Linked DNA regions of Homo sapiens: region 1 is linked to region 2. The links are chromatin loops, found by intact Hi-C in ENCODE. Cell type or tissue: heart right ventricle. All regions are shown on one strand. Each heading gives the region's core, and the rest is flanking DNA. Links, peaks and the distances in the headings are about the cores only. Region 1 overlaps ZNF438 (zinc finger protein 438). Region 2 overlaps ZNF438 (zinc finger protein 438).

Region 1 (10,344 bases), core at 693-8,692, 110 kb after region 2:
GGATACAGTTCTGTCTCTAGCAGAAGACAAAGAGCTTAAATTTTATCTAAGAGCTTAAACTATATCTGCTCAAAATGAAAGCTAAATACTTGCTGCTCTTCTCCTCTCCTTGAAACCTGTGCTCATGACTGCGTGGGTCAGATGTCAAAAAAGCTTTGGAGTAGTTAGGTAGCAAAAGTCCCATACCTAAAAGATCGATGCAACTGCAGACTGAGGTAATGGTATGTCTGACACCTTTCTTCCCCATCAGATAATCTACTTAAAATGTGTGTGGATTATAAAAATTCCCCAGCCTGATTTCCAGCATGTATATTGTTAGACTTTAGTCCATTCCTTTATTTTACTGCCAACTTGTAGAATCTCCATTCATTTTTAGAAATTCTTGTCTTGTTTACCATACAGAATATAGTATGTACTATTTAATATTAAACTTTCTCACGATTTTCATGTTTTTAATGTTTCCAAGGAGTGAAAATGCGATGGAGGCACCCTGAGAAATGAGTATTTTTGAATTGAGATGATCATTAATAGAACCTATTTCCTATTTCTAATAAAAGTAGAACATTTAGGAATAAATTCAACAAAAGACATGCAAAATCTGTAAGAACAACAAAACTATACTGAGAAAAATTAAAGATAGAAATAAATGAAGAGAGATGCCATATGGTTGGAAAACTCAATTAAATGACATTTCCCTCAAAATTGATCTGTAGATTCAACATAATCCCTAGCATAAATCCACGGGCCTTTTTGTAAAATTAGCAAGCTAATTCTAAAAGTTACATAGAAATGTAAAAGACTGAGAAAATCTGACGAATCTTAAAAACATAGGTGGAAGACTTGAATTTGTACCATAACTATAAAGCTGCAGTAATCCAGATAGCATGGTGCTGCCATAAGGATAAACTAATAAATTAATGCAATTGAACAGAGGCCATAGACCCATTTATATAGTCCTTTGATTTCAAACAAATCCAAAGCAACCAAGTAGGGAAAGGAAAGTGTTGCAGTAAATGGTGCTGGGTCAACTAGATATCCACAAGCAAAAATATAAATCTCAATTTCTGTCTTGCATCATGCATATAAATCTATTTGAGATGAATCATACTACTAAATATAAAAAGCTAAAGCCATACGAATTTAAGAAAACATCAGAGAATATCCTTATGACTTGGGGGTAGGCAAAGATTTCTTAGGATGTAGAAAGCAATCACTGTAAGAGAAAAGCTTTAAAGAATAGACTTCATTGAAAAAACCAAACTTGTGTTTATCAAAAGATACCACTAAGAAAACAAAAAACAAGCCACAGACTGAGAAAAATATTTGCTAAATGTATATTTGTCAAAGGAATATATAGCTAATTTATACAGCTCCATAACAAAAAGCGGAACAACCAGAAACTAAAAAGGAATAGGGAACAAATGATTTGAAAAGACACTTTGTAACACAGACACTGCACAACGGAAGATATTCAAATGATTAGTAAGCATGTGATCAGCGTCATTTGTCATCTGGGAAATGCAGGTTAAAATGAGAATGAGAAACCCACCATACTGTCTAAAATCAGATAGGATCTAGAGCAACTGGCATTCTTATACATTAGGTATACCACTTGAGGAAAAAGATCTGGCAGTTTCTTATGAAGTTAAATACACTTACCCAATGATTCAGCAGTTCTCCTAGATATTTGCCTAAGAGAAATGAAAATAAAAATCGACCAAAAAGATTCTTATGAGAAGTACATACATAATATATGTGCATAATATAGCTTCAATCATACTAGCCAGAAACTGGAATAGCCCAGCTTCCCATCAGTAAGAGAATGGATAAACAGACTGTGGTTATTCATAAAATGAAACACTGGCAAATTATCTGTGAGGGGAAAGGATGAGAAAAGTCGTTGCTTCTAGGGGATGGGACGGGAACTGACTGGGAAGGATTTTGAAGGAACAAACTTTGGGTAGTGGTAATGATTTGGGTTACAAGGTATATGCATTTGTAAAAAAACTTATGGAATGGTACACTTAAGATTGGTGCATTTCATTTTATATAAATTTTGCCTCAAGAAATAAAAAAGAGCTTTAAAAATCACAAGGAAGTACTTTTTTATGTCCATTAGATTGGCAAAAATGTTGGAGCATCCTGAACTTATCTTGCCCTGCTAGTGGTTATACAAATTGAATCAACCATATAATACATTTGCATTAACTAATAAGTTGTGCATATATCAACCAAGCAACTCCACTCTGAGGCATAGAAACTCTTGGTAATCTACATAGAGAAATACATAATATGTTCCAGAAAGCTGGGAACAACTCAGATATCCATCAATAAGAGAAGACACAAATTGTGCCACATTCAAACATATCATCATGGATAAGTCTCATGAACAGAATAAAACCAAGAAACTTAAGAATACTTCCAATATGATTCCAACCAATATAACTCCATCCAAAATCTTGCAAAATTAAGCAAGATATTAGGGATACATATGGTAACACTATAAAGGAAAGCAAAAACAACAACAACAAAAAAGGATAGCTGGAGAGAAGGCATGGGAAAAAGGATTGGAATTGGAATGGGAAAGGCCATAAAGGGGACTTCAAAGTTATAAGTAATGTATTCTCTAAACTGGCTAGTGGGAAAACAGGTGTTCATTTTACTATTTATAACTTGCACATTTGTTGAAAATACTATTTGGTATGTATTCAGCATTTAATTTCTTGAGAAATTAGAGGTACACTTAAATAATCTTTAAGGATACTTCTTAGCAATAATACGATATGCAAAATATGAGAAGTAGGCTTTCTGCTGTCACTAATTCAGTCATTCAAGTGTTTATCAAATGCCTATACAGCTTGATATGGATGTGACATTAGTGGCCTTATTTGGAGGCCACAGTTTTGGTGGCTGTATCTTAAAAGCGAATTAGAAGAACTACTGAAATCTAAAATGATTGGGATTTATATTGGTACAGTATAAATCTTCTGAGACTGTTTCTCAGAAGTTCCGCCATTATTGCTTCAAGAAGGGAAAGAAAATTATGGATTTTCACTTATGTGATGGGTAAATGAAACCATCAGAAAAGACAGAAGTAATTTTTTTGGCCTTTGGAATGAATCTCCTCCAACAGAATTCTTTTAAAATAGGATGGGCCAGATAACTGAGAGGGCCCGGCTTTGACCTCTTTCCACTAATGCTGGTTCAGCTGACTTCTCAAAGCACACTTTTATGAGTTGAACTGATTATTGACCCATCAATGAATTTACCTTAAAACCAGGTCATGGAGAATGACTCCCATAATATATTTTCTTGCAACTTCACTGTGATAAAAATTCTCAGGATGCTGTGGCTAATATCTAGATCTTAATGTTATGTTGAATCCTAAACATTTTCAAGATATTTATAGATTTTTTCATCTCTGCACTTCCTGAAAAATCTGTGAATATTTTTCATTAAATTAACTTGCCGAGAAAATTAAGGTTGGACACTGTGGCTTCCTATATAGTCCTACATTTGTAGCTTTAAATGTTAAGGGCTTACCCCAACCCTTTACTCTTTATAAGTATTCAAACATTCCTTTGGATAACAAATAATAAATTCATAGTGCTAGATATCCAGCAAGATGACAGTCTGGTTGCTTATATGAAGTACCTAAATATACACAATTGCAATTCCAAAGCCTTATTGCTTCATTTATCACAGGAAGTGCCAGAGTTCTGCAATATCTTGTAAGAAAAGCTACTCGACTTGCATGAATTCTCATAGGAATGACCATGAATATTATGCCAATTTCATCCTAAGTATTGAAGTTAAGGTTCTAAATGACATTTAATAGTATGATTTATTTTCTATCTTAAACTTCATAGGGCACAAAGCAAGATCCTATCCTTTCATATTGCTTTTTTATTTTTAAAGAGTCTGACTGATGATAAAAATCTAAGCTTAAAAACTGTCAAATGATTTATGATATTTCATTTATTTTTCAAAGGATTGGGGTGTCACCAGTAAGCCTATTAGAATTGTAGGTTTAAAGTTCCTTGATTTTAAAAAAGACCAGCTGCCTAAACAAGTTTTGAGCTTTGTAATTTAATTCTATGTGATTTTTTTTAATACTTCAAAGTACCAAAGTAGGCATTTCTTCTTAGGTCATAAATAGTTGTTTATGTCATTATGATTTCAAACTTTCAAGTACATTTTAAGATCTACTTTTTAAAAATATTGATTTTTTTTTATTGTGTTCATTACAACCTCAAGACATTTCTTTCTGTCTACCTAAATCTCCCTTTCTTCATGGGCTGACAGCAACAAAGGTAGAACATGAAGAAACTGGAGGAAGCCTCCTTTTAAAAAATTGGAATTCTGTAGTCGAGTATATATAATCCAGTGTCTTTGAGAAATGCTGTGAAACCACTTTAAAGCTGTTTTTTAATGACACTTTTAAGTTTGGGATAATTGTAAATTTGCATGCAGTTACAAGAGATAATATATGTTCCATGCACCGCTTACACAATCCCCCCAGTGGTAACATCCAGGATATTAACACTGATGCATTCTAGATCTTATTCAGATTTTCCTAGTTTTTCTCGAACTCATTTGTGTGTGTATTTATTTAGTTCTATCTAATTTTTATCACATGTGTAGCTTCTTGTATCTACTACAGTCAAGATGAACATTTCCATCACAAAGATTCCATCATGTTGGCCTTTTATAATCACACTCATCTACCTTCCCACTTCCCACCCCTGTCCCTAACCCCTGGCAACCACTAATCTGCCCCCTGTTGCCATAATTTTTCCATTTTAAAAATGTTATTTAAATGGATCCTTAGATTTAACTTTTTTGATTTAACTTTTTTAATTTAACTTTTTCATTCTCTTGAGATTGTCTCGAAATTAATATTATTTCCTTGAGATTCATCCAACTTGTGTTTATTAATAACTTGTTCATTTCGATTACTAAGTGGTATTCCATTAAAATCAATTTTGATTTTTAGTTTATACGCACACATAAAATGTGAAGCAATAATGCAAAATATCAGTTTAAAACGTGTTTAGGACATTGTTGAAATTAACCTATTAAAATTACATATTTTTTGTCATTTTAGTCATTTGGATTGGATTTGTCTATGGCTTAATATGCTAAGACTGGATGAATCATCACCTGTATACCGAACATATAGTTCCAGTGGGAACATTCTATTCCCTAACTCATTTTAATAAAAACTGTGAGGTTGGAGATACAAGAGAAGTTCCTTGTTCTTATTCCAGAAGATTTGCTATTTAGTTTTTTCTTTCCTTTTACAGCCTGTGATTACCCACGTAATTCTCTTCATATAACCTATTGTTACCTAAGTAATTCTTCTTCCCCTTGTGCCTGTGCTTGCTTTTCCAACTAAATGATTAAGTGTCTTAATTTCTAGGCTGACTAAGATACTTCTTTCCTCCTTCCTCCCTAAATTCACTTACTCTTTCTCTAACCTGAAAGAAAGGGGTAAGATGATGAGTACCAAGAATAAAAGTATTTGGCTTCATCTGGGAGGCCAGAGAAGGCTTCCCTAAGGAGGATACATTTAAGCAAAAATCTGATGGATGAATAAGAGTCAACTAGGAGAAGAGGAGGAAGAAATAGCATTTTAAACAGAGAAAAGAAAGGGCATGGGCAAAGACCCTGTGGTGGGAAGGAGCAAAGCAAGCAGGAAGAATTGGAATCAAGCCAAGTGGAGAATGGGCTGAGAGAACCAAGGGAATATATGGTATGAAATTGGACTGGAGAGGGAGGCAGAGTTCAGACCTTATAGAGCTTTTTAGGTCATATTTAATAAAGATCAGTGCTTATTCTAAGACCAATGAGAAACAAATAAAGGGTTTTAAGCATGAAGTTGACTTGTCCAGATTTGCAATCTGTAAAGATCCTTTTGGCTGCAGCGTGGATGGTGCTTTGGGGTAAAGGGTGGAAGTGTCTCGACTGGTTACAGGCCATTTTAGTGGGGTACACTGGAGAGGATGGACCTTGGGGTAAAGTTATAGTGGTGCAGTTATAGAAAAGATAACAGATTTAATCCTTAAATCCCAACAGATATGTTGTATTAGAAATGGGAGAGGAAAGAGAACTGTATTAAAAATAACTACTAGATTTCTGATTACAGCATTTAGACAGCGAGGGAATTCCAGCAGCAGATCACATTTTGGGAACATCATGCATTTCAAAGGCAGAACATTTCAGATGGCTTTGAGACACACAAGAGGAAAGGTCAAATAGTAATAATGATAATAGCCAATATTTTTGAGCATTTACAGTTATTACAGCATTTTTTAAGCTGAGGACATGGAAACACAGAAATGTTAAGAGACTTGTCCAATGTCAGACAGTAAGTGGAAGAAACAGGATTTAAATCTACGTAGTTCACCTCCAGAGCCCATGCACCTTATCATTCTGTATGCTGCCTGTGTAGACAGATATGGACCTACAGATATGTAGGTGTGGAGCTCATAGAAGGGGTCTGGACTAGAGATTAAAAGTACAGAACAAAAAAGTTCATTTTTATTTACATCTCTGTGAAATGGATGAGATATCCTAGGGAGAGAATATAAAGTGAGACATGATGTTTACCTTGAGGCTCTTCAGCATTCAGTGGCCAAGGATGGCAAGATAGGCAGAAGGAAAGACGAGGGACTTCTGGTTGATATAAAAGAAGAGAAAGGGGATGTTAAGGAGATAATGAACAATGGTGGTTTTACTGCTAACATGTCCAGTAAGATGAAGACTGAATGGTGTCTGTGGACAACTTTGACAGAAGGGTCTTGGAGGAGTGGTGTAGTGGGGCTCAAGCACATATGAGGAGTGAATAGGAGATGAGGACATGAAGTCAGAACATTTAGGCAACTCTGTAGAGAAGTTTATTTGAAGCAGGAAGTGTCTAGATAGGCCTGTGAGCTATAGCTGGAGGGAGATGTGGGGCCAAATGGTTTTGTTTTGCTGTTATTTTAAAGGAAGAGACTAGGGTTTGTTTAAAAACCAGTGCAAAAAGATCTGCGTAAGAAGAAGAGGTTGAATATATAAACAAGAGAAGGAATAATATTTTCATGTTGTTGGGAAAATGGGAGAGAATGGGATTAGGCATAGGCAGAGGGTCTGGCATTTGGAAGGAGGAGGGGCACCACTTTGGTGTGTCAAGTCCAGAGTAGGAAGGACTGGAGCCACTTTGGTAGGTTGTATGTGATACCAGGAAGGAGAGTGACTTTCCATCAGATAACTTCTGTTTCCTTTGGAAAATGAAGGTGAAATGATCTAGAGAGAGCATGAAGAGGAGAATAGTACTGAAGGTTTGAGGAGTTAAGGAGAGCAGGTTTAGTGTCAGGCATCAAAGAGGCTGGCTCTTGTGTTTCCAAAAATAATCTGGGCAGTGAGTTTCCTAGTTGACCACAAACATCGTTTTCTGAGCAGTTGCAGAGTTTGAGGAGATGAGAATTTGTAGGACACAGAGACTTAGGCTGTTCTAAATGTGGTTTTTGTATTGTATGTGTCCATTTCTCCTGAGAAGTGAGGTCAGTATTAAAGCTGAGAAGGAGACGGGAGGCATGAGATGTTCTGTGGAAATTTTTAAACACATTTTTTTAAAGCAAACATCTGTAGTGATTTAAATTATTTTATTGAAAGCGTCTTCTGACACATCACATGTTATCTTACATTTTACTTATTTTAGAGAACAGTTTATTCACCAGCAAGGCTCTTCAACTGGCTTTTTAAAGACAGGGCCCCTATCTCACTAAGCAAGCTGCTGAGTGTGTCCCACAGGTATTCACTAAATAAATGGTGAGAGAAGTGCTAGATATTGCAACTCTGCTGGTACTGTGGCTACATTTTATTTGGCCAAGGGATTTTTTTGCTTTATATTTTTTTGTAAACCTTACTAAATAGATGTTCTCATTTGAAATTATAATGATCTCCATTTTTTTAATGTGCCAAGAGAGTGATTTTCCCTTACCCAATTAAAAGTTTGATTCATTTAATGTAACTGAGAAGTGTGAATCATAAACGAAACATTATATGTATTTATTTTTCATATGTTTTAAGTTATGAAAATGTATTTGCTTGAACTACCATATTCTAAGATTTTGATACATTTTGTAGTGACTCTTCTGGATGTTTTCTATTCCAGAAAATATGAAATTTTAGTTTCGATTTTTCATAAAAAGATATATTGAATATGATAGCTTTAATTTTAACTGTATTAATTTAGATTGGCCTAGGAACCACAGAATGCTTACACAAAAATTCTAAAGAACATACTAAGAAATAGTTTATTTTTACCATAGGTAAAAAGATGATGAGTTTCTCTAAATATAGGCGGCTTTTTTTTTTTTTTTTTTTGGCCAATATACAAATAAAGATTCGTCTAAAGCAGTGGTTCTTTAAAGGGGTGCTATATCAATACTAACATATAAAGTTGCTTTCTGCCCCTTTGCAAGATTGTGTCTCCGTTCTTCATGCTACCATGCCCCTGCTGAGACTCTCTTCATACTGACCAGATTGTTTTCTGCTTCAGTCAGGTTTTGAAGTGTTCGCATTTTTTTTCTACTGTATCTTTGCCTCCTTGTCCATCTATGGCTATAGGAAGCTCATCCTGGGAGTGGAGGAACAGATGTTCTGTCATTGCCACATTCTTCTGGACACAGACTGGAGAACTATAGGAATGTAAGCATTTGCTGAAACATAGTACTCTTTTCTGTTTCTAAGCACCTATTCATTATTGCTGTCATTGACCCTTATGTTCTCCATCTTTCCCAGGGTTCCTTGCTTCCTTCAATCTATGATCACTTTAAGTATGGTCTTTCCTCTTCCCTTCACCTATAGTCTCAGGTGAATCTTCTTCCCCCTTTACCAAGTACACAAGGTAATTGTACTCTAACACCCTAGGAAAACCTGAAGTCTTTGTGCAGCCAGCCTGTCCTGGACAAGGGCAGAGAGCTTCAGGAGCTTGCTTTTCAAGAAGTGCCCAGTTGAACCTAGGGAGCTTCAGTCCTCAAGAACAAATGTGAAAGAAGATCTAGCTAGACAAACTGTGAAAAGAATATATTTACCTGCCATGACCTTTACGTTGGTTATGAGGATAGCTCAGAAGTCTCTTTGCATCACTCTATGTACCCTACTTGTGTGGATATTTTGTGATATGGTCTTCAAAACTGGAACAAGGCATGGCATACCAGCTTGAAAGAATATTTTTAGATTCAGGCTCCATGGTGGTTACCATATGACTGCTTAAGGCACAGCTGCTTCTAAAACACCTTTGCCATACTTAACTTTTTCTGATTTAATTAGATCATATAGTTAGTGTCATTAATTTGGGATGGAAGCACCCTTCTGTCATGACTACTGTCCCTCACAAGTTTGAAAATGATTCACCATGCAGTATTAAAAAGTAAAATGCTTTTATTACTTTCATCAAGAGGCCATATGATACAAAGGTTCAGGATAAAGATGAAAAAGTGAGTAGGAAAAGAAAATTAAAGTTAAAAAGTTATTTCCTGAGATTTATTATTTCTGGCACTATTTTTGGATTTTGGGTTCTATATTTTAGAAGGTAAAATCTCAGTCGAGAATCAGGAGTTCTGTGTTTTATTCAGTTAGAAAGTTTTGATGTATTTGGAAAGTCATGTAATTTTCCTATTGTCCAAGTAAAAATGGCCATGATTCCATAGTAGAAGCTTATGGAGAATATGTGTGAAGGTGCTGAATGATGATTACATAATAATCAGAAACAAAAGTTAAGCATTTCTTTGGTTTTGTAACTTCATATAATTCAAGAGATAGTATTTAAGTCATATTCATGTATATATTTAAAAAAATCTTAGTACTTTACTAAAGTGGTAAACTTTCATATTACACAGTTTGATAAGGCAAATATCTTTATGACTTTTGTGTAAGATCCTAAATACTGTTATTTTTTCAAAAAATATAGATGTGGCCTTAATGATATGCTAATAATACTGTTTTGTAGTTTTCTCTTAAAAGTTTGTAAATCCAGTTTTCTTTTTTTAGGTATGTTGAAGAAAGTACGCACATCTTATCTTCTGAACATTTTGATGGAATTAACCACAAACTTCATGCAAGAACAGTAAAAGGTATTTTGTTAAATAATTTTTGCATATTGATGTAGTGCTCTTAATTTCTAGATTTGCTTCACAAAGGCCTACCTTAAATCAACTGCAAATGGATACTACTTCACAGAGTAGATTTTGTAAGAGAAGTTTCTTAATCATAAAATATATTTCTTCTTTACCAAGTCATATGATATTTCTTTCAGAAAGCGCTTGTACAGACTAAATTTCAGTATTAGTAGTT
Region 2 (10,344 bases), core at 1,070-9,069:
CTAGTAAAAATAGTATTATGTAAGCGTAAACTGAGTCCCAGGCAGGGTTTTAAGTACTTTAACCTATATTAATTCATTTAATCATCATAAGAATTATATGTGCAAGGAACCATTATTGTCCCCATTTTACAGCACGAGAAAATAGAGGCAAAAAGAGGTTATAAGTGACTTGTCTGAAGTCACCCAGCTGGTGAGTGATGTAGCTAGGATTCAAACCTAAGCATTGTGGCTTTGGAGTCCATGCATTGAATCCCTGTAACCACCTCCGAGTGAACATGTTGAGTATGCATGCCTGTGAATATGGAACTCAGGGGAGTGGTCAGGGTTGGAGATACCCATTTATTTTTCTGAAGAGAAAGCATGCTTTTGTTTTTCATCTAAGCTTTGGTTGTCTGTGGGAGAAAGATTATAGGCAGTGGGACTGTGCTAACTGGTCTTTGATTACGACCTGACTGGGTTCATGCAGCCAGTATCTGGTATTCCCCACTGTAGGTTCCGTAGGGGCAAGGTCTGTCTCTTTGACTTCTCTATCTCTAGTCCCTAATCCAGTGCCTGCTGTGTAGTAGATGTTAGGGATGACTTTATATAATGGGCATTTGGTTAGGTTTTGGAAGTTCAGAGATGAATAAAACAGTTCTTTACCTTAGAGGAGCAGGGTATGAGGAAAAACCTGTGGGAATAAAATTAGAGTAGACTAAATGCATAAATACATGCCGATTAGTTCATTTGGGTTTTCTGCACCCTCCCCTCCCCAGCTTCCATGACTTGTGAGATGGGGCATGAAAAGGGCAAAGGGGCAAAAGAATGCCTAAGCTGTTGCAGGATGAAGTTGAGGCTCCCCAAGAGTCCTTTTCAACAAAAGAATTACTCAAAATCATGCATATTTTACTATATTTGCATTAGCTTTATTTGGCAATGATAGAATTTTTACCAAATGAAATAAATTCTGATATTTGACTGTCCTTTTGAAGTGATGAGTTTTTCCAGTTCTATTACCTCAGTGTTGACAGGGCTCACCAGAGAAATAAGGGAGTTGGCTTGAAATGTTGCAGCTTGCATAATAGAGGGTGATGGAGGGGTTGGGTGAAGTATTCAGGCAGGTTTCCACCGGTTTAAGTGTGTCATGCCAAAGTTCCACCTATTGGAATAAGTTTGAGTTTCTTTGCTGACCATCTCTAACATTGACATGTATTTTTTTTTTGTCATAGAAAGGGGATCTGGTGATATATATTGTAGGTGGAATTGCAGATTACATCTCGTATAGCTGGATCATTGTAGAACATGGAGACTAGAAAAATACAAACAAAAAAAGATGTGTCTTGTTCCCGTAGATCTTTCATGGCATACCATAACCTCAACAGTTGTCACAATTTTGTTACTTCCTAACATGAGTATTTCAAATTTAAACCATGTAAGAATTATATAAAATTGCACTGCCGTAGATTTTATGGTTAATTTCAGAATTTTTAAAAATATATAAAATTATATTTTGTTTTAAGCTTTCATTGGGAAAGTATCTAAATAACCAGATCTATGATTACTCTAAACAGAAGCCCTCTACTAACGTAAATGTAGAGGGGTGCCATCTCATTTTGCAGTTCACAACGTTTTAAATCTGCTCTTGTAGCTTCCCTACATTTAATGGAGTTGAAATGATTAGTCTTTATTTACACCACATTTGCAGTTAGTTTCCCAGGAACATCAGATACCCATATATGGTATAAAGTAAAATTGCATAGTCAATAGCCTATTGATGCTCAGGTGTTATTGACTTTTAAGTTCAGGCACAGTGAGGGCAGGTTGATGGTTATTTAATTGTGTCAGGTAGCTCCCAGCAGAGGGGGAGTGATGGTAAGTTCTATCTGAAAACAACAGGACCCTCTGTTTCTAACACTGACCATGCGAAATATAACATCCTAGATAGTAAATAAAATTCAGATTCCTTTTAAAATTTACATTTGCACAAGCAAATTTTAAACTATTTTATGAGTACTTTTATATATATGAAGATTTATTGTTGAAAACAGTGTGTCTAGCCCAGTGATAGTACATACTGAGCATTTAAATATAATTCTTTTTTTAATTAAATTTATTTTTTAAATTATACTTTAAGTTCTAGGGTACATGAGCACAACATGCAGGTTTGTTACATATGTATACATGTCCCATGTTGGTGTGCTGCACCCATTAACTCGTCATTTACATTAGGTATGTCTCCTAATGCTATCCCTTCCCCCTCCCCCGACCCCACGACAGGCACTGGTATGTGATGGTCCCCACCCTGTGTCCAAGTGTTCTCATTGTTCAATTCCCACCTGTGAGTGAGAACATGTGGTGTGTGGTTTTCTGTCCTTGTGAAAGTTTGCTCAGAATGATGGTTTCCAGCTTCATCCATGTCTCTACAAAGGACATGAACTCATCCTTTTTTTATGGCTGCATAGTATTCCATGGTGTATATGTGCCACATTTTCTTAATCCAGTCTATCATTGATGGACATTTGGGTTGGTTCCAAGTCTTTGCTATTGTGAATAGTGCCACAATAAACATACGTGTGCATGTCTCTTTATGGCAGCATGATTTATAGTCCTTTGGGTATATACCCAGTCATGGGATGGCTGGGCCAAATGGTATTTCTAGTTCTAGATCCTTGAGGAATCGCCACACTGTCTTCCACAGTGTTTGAACTAGTTTACAGTCCCACCAACAATGTAAAAGTGTTCCTATTTCTCCACATCCTCTCCAGCACCTGTTGTTTCCTGACTTTTTAATGATCGCCAATCTAACTGGTGTGAAATGGTATCTCATTGTGGTTTTGATTTGCATTTCTCTGATGGCCAGTGATGATGAGCATTTTTTCATGTGTCTGTTGGCTGCATAAATGTCTTCTTTTGAGAAGTGTCTGTTCATATCCTTTGCACACTTGTTGATGGGGTTGTTTGATTTTTTCTTGTAAATTTGTTTAAGTTCTTTGTAGATTGTGGATATTAGCCCTTTGTCAGATGGGTAGATTGCAAAAATTTTCTCCCATTCTGTAGGTTGCCTGTTCACTCTTTATGGTAGTTTCTTTTGCTGTGCAGAAGCTCTTTAGTTTAATTAGATCCCATTTGTCAGTTTTGGCTTTTGTTGCCATTGCTTTTGGTGTTTTAGACATGAAGTCCTTGCCCATGCCTATGTCCTGAATGGTATTGCCTAGGTTTTCTTCCAGGGTTTTTATGGTTTTAGGTCTAACATGTAAGTCTTTAATCCATCTTGAATTAATTTTGGTATAAAGTGTAAGGAAGGAATCCAGTTTCAGCTTTCTCAATATGGCTAGCCAGTTTTCCCAGCACCGTTTATTAAATAGGGAATCCTTTCCCCATTTCTTGTTTTTGTCAAAATTCTACTTCTTGCAATCACTTTTATTTTTGCATTATTATCTTCAACTCATATATATTTGTAGTAGTAGCTGGATGCTTGTTTGTGTACTTTACACTCTAAATGTTTGAATATATTTAAATAATTTATATAAGTAGCACTTATTTTTGCTTCATTTCACATTTGGTTGCTTAAAAATTAAAATCTTTAGGTTTGATTTTAACACATTACACTAATGGCTAATAATTAGTAAGTCTAGGTGGAGACTAAGCTTTAGTGACAGGTTAACCAAGTTTTAACCCCAAAAGAACACCCAGAAGAAAATTCTTAGGGAATAGTAAGCAAAACCAGTATGTCGATGAAAGGAATAATTTAACCATAACTACGTAGCTATTATTCTTCAAGTTGTTACTATTCTACAGGGAGTATTTTCTTATTTGGTTCTTCAATTGCAAAGCTATTAATTTCAGTCTGCATTGCAAGCCACCAAGCAGTGTGAAATAAATACTGGAAGATGATACTGTGAAGAATCTGAACTCAGAATGATTTTTTACTTTCCAACACACTCTGGGGACATTTGGCAATGTCTAGAAAACATTTTTGGTTGTCACATTTGTGTGTGGGGACATTACTCCTAGCATCTAGTGGATTGAGGCCATTATAGCATGTCACTGAATGTCCCACAATGTACAAGACAACTTCTCAACAACAGAAAATTATCCAGTTCAAAATGTCAGTACTCCTGATGTTGAGAAATTCTGTAATATCTTTTCTTCCTTCACTCCCTCCTTCCTTCTGTTCCTCCTTTTTTATTTTTTTATTTTTTTGCTTTAGAAATGGAGGTGGTAGTTTTAAGTGGCAAATGCCTGACTTGGACAAAGGATTGTGTTGTACTGCTTTTAGTTTGTTGGATAGCTGAGCTAATTTGGTTCATTTACTGAATGGGAAATAATTCTTGGAGCTAATAATAGTAGCCTTGAATTTTTTTGGTTGCTAGTGTGTCTAGTGGTTTTGTATTTGTTTTTGGCTATGAATATTTTTCTTACTAAAATTAATTTAATCTGGACTTTATATAATCCTGGATTGTAACAGGTTTCCTAGTGTGAATTCCCTTTATTGTTGTATATGTTAAATTAGCTATTTCACAGTTTCATGGTTTATATCTGTCAAAATCCTTTTCACATTAATTTTCATTTTTGATTGTTACAAACAGCCCATAAAATGTGTAGGGCATGCATTATCCTCACTATTAGACCAATGAAGAAACAGACTTAGGTTAAATGACTTTCCATATGTGTTAATAAGTTAGTGATGAAAGCAAATCTAGAACTTTATACCTAGGAATCTTTTTTTTTTTTTGAGACAGAGTCTCGCTCTGTCGCTCAGGCTGGAGCGCAGTGGCGCGATCTTGGCTCACTGCAAGCTCCGCCTCCCGGGTTCACGCCATTCTCTTGCCTCAGCCTCCCTAGTAGCTAGGACTGCAGGCACCCGCCACCAAGCCCGGCTAATTTTTTGTATTTTTTTAGTAGAGGCGGGTTTTCACCGTGTTAGCCAGGATGGTCTCGATCTCCTGACCTCGTGATCCGCCCGCCTTCACCTCCCGAAGTGCTAGGATTACAGGCGTAAGCCACTGCGCTCGGCCGTACCTAGGAATCTTTTAAAGTTACCAGTTATTGTTATCCCATTTAATCTTCTTGACAATACTGTGAAATAGAGTTATTACTCTCATTTTATAGAAAAAGAAGTTGGTTTAGAGATATTAAATAACCTATTCAGTGCCACCCAACTCATAATGTAGTTTGGCTGTTTCCACTGAGCTATTCTGTGTCTTCAGATATTCTCCAATAAATAAATCTGACAATTTCTGGATAAATTCACAGAATCTTTGCCTAACTTAATTAGGTTTCTTGAAACTCATGTTGCCACTTGAATCATTGGTAATTCAGTGTTTGTAAGCCTATTCTAATTTGACTTAAGTAGAAACTTACCTGAGTTTTGGTAAACCATACTTGCTGGGTAGGGGAGAACCGTGCTTGCAGAAGACAGTCCTTTAAACAGGCAGAGACGTTTTTATGTAGGGTTTTGAGGAAGCACAGAGTTTGAGATTGGCTGATTTTGAAAAGTGCAAAAATTTAAGGATTAGCCAGCTTTAAACTTAGAGTTTAGAGACTGACCGGCTTTGAGGAGCAAAGGTACTGAAGCGGGGCAGTTGCTGATTGGCTTACTTTGTTGGCAAAGTGCTTAAGTGGAAAGGTTGAGTAGACTTTAAGGATGGATTGACTGGGGTAGATTTAAAACTGGTTTTGTGGTTACTTGTTTCCAGCTTAGGACTAGAGCCAAAGAACAATCTTTTCCTTTCTTGAAGTTGAAGAATACGTACTTTTTATGTCAAACATGTTGATGTTAGCTATGGCGCTAATATAACATACTTTTGATTTTGCTTTTCTTCTGAAACTTAAAAGAAAAATGGATGTACAAATATCACTTGTTTTCTGTCTATCAATTTCAGGACAATATATTTGGAACCCAGGCTGCCTCAAGGATTATTTTTATATGTAGTTCAAGAGGTAATATATTATTTGTGGAAATATATTAATGCTTTAAAAATTATGGTGAAGGCTGTGCTGTCTATGGTGAAGGTTATGTCTATTTTTTTTCTCTTTTGGGAGTGTGTTATATTATGTGCCTGCCACAATTAGTCTTGATAGATGCCGAATTATAGATCTAGAAGTCTGTTGTTTTTGCTGTTATTAGAGATACATCTAGAAGTGATTACTTTTTGAATGTTACTTGGAAAGTATTCTGATCAACATTATGAAAGATTAGTGATTATATTACATATATTTTATAGAACAAGGCAAGCAAAATATTTTAGTATTTGCAAATCATGTTACTATAATTATTAGATCATAGTACCATTTATATAAAGTATTAGGTTGGTGCAAAAGTAATTGCGGTTTTGGACCGTGAATTTTAAATCATTATAAGTCGGCTCAGACACGTCTTTATTAATCAGAGCAGGAAGCATTATAATCAACACATTTTTGCCAATGAGAAATAAGTTTGTTCATTCCTGTAGCTTAAAAATTCATGCTTTGGGATTTGGAAAGCATTTTCTGCTTTCCAAAAACCTGCTGGTTTTGGAAGCATTTTCCTTTCAAATAGTTGTCGAGATGCTTGAAGAAGTGGTGGTTGACAAGAGGTCAGGTGAATATGGCGGATGAGGCAAACTTCATAGCTCAATGCATTCAGCTTTCGAAGCGTTTGTTGTGTGTCGTGCGGTTGGGCATTGTCATGAAGAAGAATTGGGCCCTTTCTGTTGACCAACGCTGGCTGCAGGTGTTGCAGTTTTCAGTGCATCTCATTGATTTGCTGAGTGTACTTCTCAGATGTAATGGTTTCACCAGGATTCAGAAAGCTGTAGTGGGCCAGGTGTGGTGGCTCACGCCTGTAATCCCAGCACTTTGGGAGGCCGAGGTGGGTGGATCACCTGAGGTCAGGAGTTCGAGACCAGCCTGGCCAACATTGCGAAACCCTGTCTCTACTAAAAATACAAAATTGGCCAGGCATGGTGGTGTGCACCTGTAGTTCCAGCTACTTGAGAGGCTGAGGCAGGAGAATTGCTTGAACCTCGGAGGCAGAGGTTGCAGTGAGTTGAGATTGTACCACTGCATTCCAGCCTGGGTGACAGAGTGAGACTCCGTCTCAAAAAAAAGAAAAAAAAAAGGAAGAAAGCTGTAGTGGATCAGAGCGGCAGCAGGCCACCAAACAGTGACTATGACCTTTTTTTGGTGCAAGTTTGGTTTTGGGAAGTGCTTTGGAGCTTCTGGGTCCAGCCACTGAGCTGGTCGTTGCCAGTTGTCGTATAAAATCCACTTTTTGTCACACGTCACAATCCGATTGAGAAATGGTTCATTATTGTTGTGTAGTATAAGATGGCACTTCAAAATGACAATTTTAAAAAATTTTCCTTCAGGTCCTGAGGCACCCATTTATTGAGCTTTTTCAACTTTCCAATTTGCTTCAAATGCCAAACGACCGTAGAATGGTCAATGTTGAGTTCTTTGGCAGCTTCTCACTTAGCTGTAAGACGATCAACTTCAATGATTGCTCTCAATTGGTCATTTGTCAACTTCTGATGGCAGGCCAATGATGTTCCTCATTTTTGAGTCTCCTTTGCAAAACTTCTTGAACCACCACTGTATTGTGGTGTAGTTTTTGGTAGTATTTGTTAGTAGTTCCTAGGCCAAATGCGTTGTTGGTGTTGTGAGTTGTCTCTGCTGCTTTATGAACCATTTTGACCCCGAATAAGAAAATCGCTGGAATTTGCTATTTGTCTAACATCATTTCCATAGTCTAAAATAAATATAAAATAAACAGCAAATAATAAATCATTAAGAAAAAAAACAAAGTGAGAAATGTCCATTAAAATGATATATAGCATAACCACATTTATTTTAAGAATGTATTCCAATATCAAACGGCAAATTCCAACAATACAAAACCTGCAATGAACGTTTGCACCAACCCAATATTTCAGTTGTTTAACATTTATTTAGAATATTTTTCTTTTTCAGTATGAAATAAAGAACTACTGTACTATCTATAACTATTTACTCTGTGACAAAACATTTTTCTAAATTGATCTTTCACAGTAATATTTTAAATTATTATTTTCCTATGGAGATGTTAAAATAAATTTAGGGCATTCATTATCTTAGAAGTTATAGAAGTCAGAATGAGTTTTTGGTGTAATTTCTTTTTTGTATTGAAGTTTTATTTTTAAATGCCCTAAGTGCTGTCTGTATTTATGTATGTAATAAGTTCATAACATGTTAAAAAATGGATGCTGTTGTAAGCTGAGATTGCGCCACTGCACTCCAGCCTGGGTGACAGAGTGAGAGCCTGTCTCAAAAAAAAAAAAAAAAAAAAGTTGCTGTTGTTTTTATATGCAGCCCCTATTTCCTTCCTTAATCTACAGCTTTTGTGTCATACCTTCATTCCTGCCTTCCAGGTAGGAATAATCCAGTGGTAAAACTATGTGTGATTTAGATATTTTTATGGAAACACTCTTTGAAAATGTAAAGTCTGATTCTTGTCTCTGTTGACAGACCAAATTTCTGACCTGTATGATAGTTAACCTTAAGAGGTTAATCTTAGCCTAGTGTGAAAATTAATACTATAGTTAATATATTATAAAATTATTTATAATATAACATTAACATTATGAACAATAAGTAATATTGTTTTTGACAGAGCTGTTGTTTACTAAAAGATATTCAAACACTGTTATCTTTAACAGTTAAACTTTATAAATTTATACTAAGGAGAAATAAAAAAAATCCTTTTTATTTGGGAATGCAACCTCCTTTAAACCATCAGGCCCAGAAAGGAATTTAAAATGTAACAGCAGTCACATCTCATTCCCCCTAGAGCTAAATAATGACCTCTTCAAGCTGCTTGCTATTGGGGCTCCAGACTAACTGACGCCAAGTACCCATAAAATGCCATATACCCTGTAGTTCAACAACGTATATCCAATCACCAAGCAATGTTATTTTTGTAAACCAATGAGAATTTCTGATGAACAGCTTTTGTAATTGCCGCCTCTCCTGATTCGTCCTTTTTTTCTTTAAAAACTTGAGACTCTCTTTTGTTTTCTGGAGCACTCAGCTAGGCAACTTGGAAGTGTGTCCCTGGCTGCAGTCCTCAACCTTTGTGCTTGAATAAACTCTAAACTACAATCTCACCCTTTTGATTGTTTTAGGTTCACGCTAAATATGTACTTAAAATTCCTAGGAAAAAATTGATTCCTGAATATGGTTACTAGCATTATTCTTGTTATCTGCAGTATGAAATAAATGGATTTGAAATGTGTTTTTCTCTGTGTACATGCAGTGAATAGTTGGGCTCTTATTTGCCTAGTGATATGATAAAGAATCTTAGGTTAGGTTATCTTTTGTAGTAAAATGGAAAAAAAGAGTTACATGTTCTTCAATAAAAGCCTTATTTTCTAGTCTTTGCTGGTATAATGGGTAAAATGGTAGCTCAAATTTTAATTTGCATTTTTTTAATTACTAGTGAGTGAGAGTGAGATTCTCTTCATTTACTCGTATGGATTTCACTTACAGTTCCAAATTTAGCAAATAAAAATACAGATACCTTGTTAAGGTTGAGTTTCAGGTAAGCAACAAATAAATTTTTAGTGTAAGTATGGGCCATGCAATATGCAGGACACGCTTCTACAAAAAACAACAATTATTTATCTGAAATTAAGATTCAGTGGGGCATCCTGTATATTATCTGGCAAACTTAACTTCACTTTCTGTGAATTGTCTGCCTCTGCCTTTTTGTCAGATTTTCAGTTGCACTTTCTATCTTTTGGTTGTTGTTTTTGCAGCAGTTCTTGGCATACACTGGATTTTAATCCCTTGCCTTTTTAGATGTTGCAAACATATTCTTCCAGTCTTTTGCCTATCTTCTAATTTTGTCTGTGGTGTCCAATTCATCAAAGTTGACGCCATCAAAATTTTTCCATGTTTATGCTTTTGAGATCTTGAAGAAATCTTTCGTCATCCCAAGGTTGCAAATATGTTATTTAACTTTTTCTTTCATTAGCATTATAGTTTTAGCTTTTATACATTGGTTTTTAATACATTTGGTATTTATTTTATGGGAACAATATTAGGAGATGAGGTTAGAGAGGCAATGAAGGGGCACATTGTGTGAAGACTTGTCGGTCATTGTGAGGACTTTGGTTTTTATGCTAAGTGAAATAGGAAGCCCTGGAGGGTTTGGAACAGAGGGTGCCATTGTCTGAACCGTGCCTTTAAAGAAACTCTGATGACTATGGAGAATAGATTGTATGAGAGTGTGGCAAAGACTGCTAATTCTGCTCCAATATCTAATTCCTCCTTTCTTCTACTACCAGAACCCTGTTGGTTTAGCCAGATACATGGCTATGTACATAGAGACTGTTTTTAAACTCC

The links. Peaks named below come from ENCODE experiments on the same cell type or tissue, not always from the same donor. Only the 100,000 strongest peaks of a DNase experiment are listed, where the experiment ranks them.
Region 1: it touches region 2 in a loop (1.8-fold over the local background); 3 of 110 quality-filtered maps call a loop at or near these places.

Annotation. Positions count from the first base shown.
Region 1 is chr10:30,908,713-30,919,056 of GRCh38, reverse strand. It overlaps ZNF438 (zinc finger protein 438), which reads left to right. Exons shown (of 7, transcript NM_001143768.2): 4 at 10,042-10,124. It also overlaps the pseudogene DDX10P1. Among named protein-coding and RNA genes, the nearest start is that of ZNF438, 120 kb to the left of the region's middle. In heart right ventricle, for the core only: no CTCF peak of the experiment used is centred there; no DNase peak of the experiment used is centred there; H3K27ac peaks cover 1,574 bases.
Region 2 is chr10:31,018,998-31,029,341 of GRCh38, reverse strand. The region is part of intron 1 of ZNF438 (zinc finger protein 438); the gene reads left to right. Among named protein-coding and RNA genes, the nearest start is that of ZNF438, 7.7 kb to the left of the region's middle. In heart right ventricle, for the core only: no CTCF peak of the experiment used is centred there; no DNase peak of the experiment used is centred there; H3K27ac peaks cover 2,567 bases.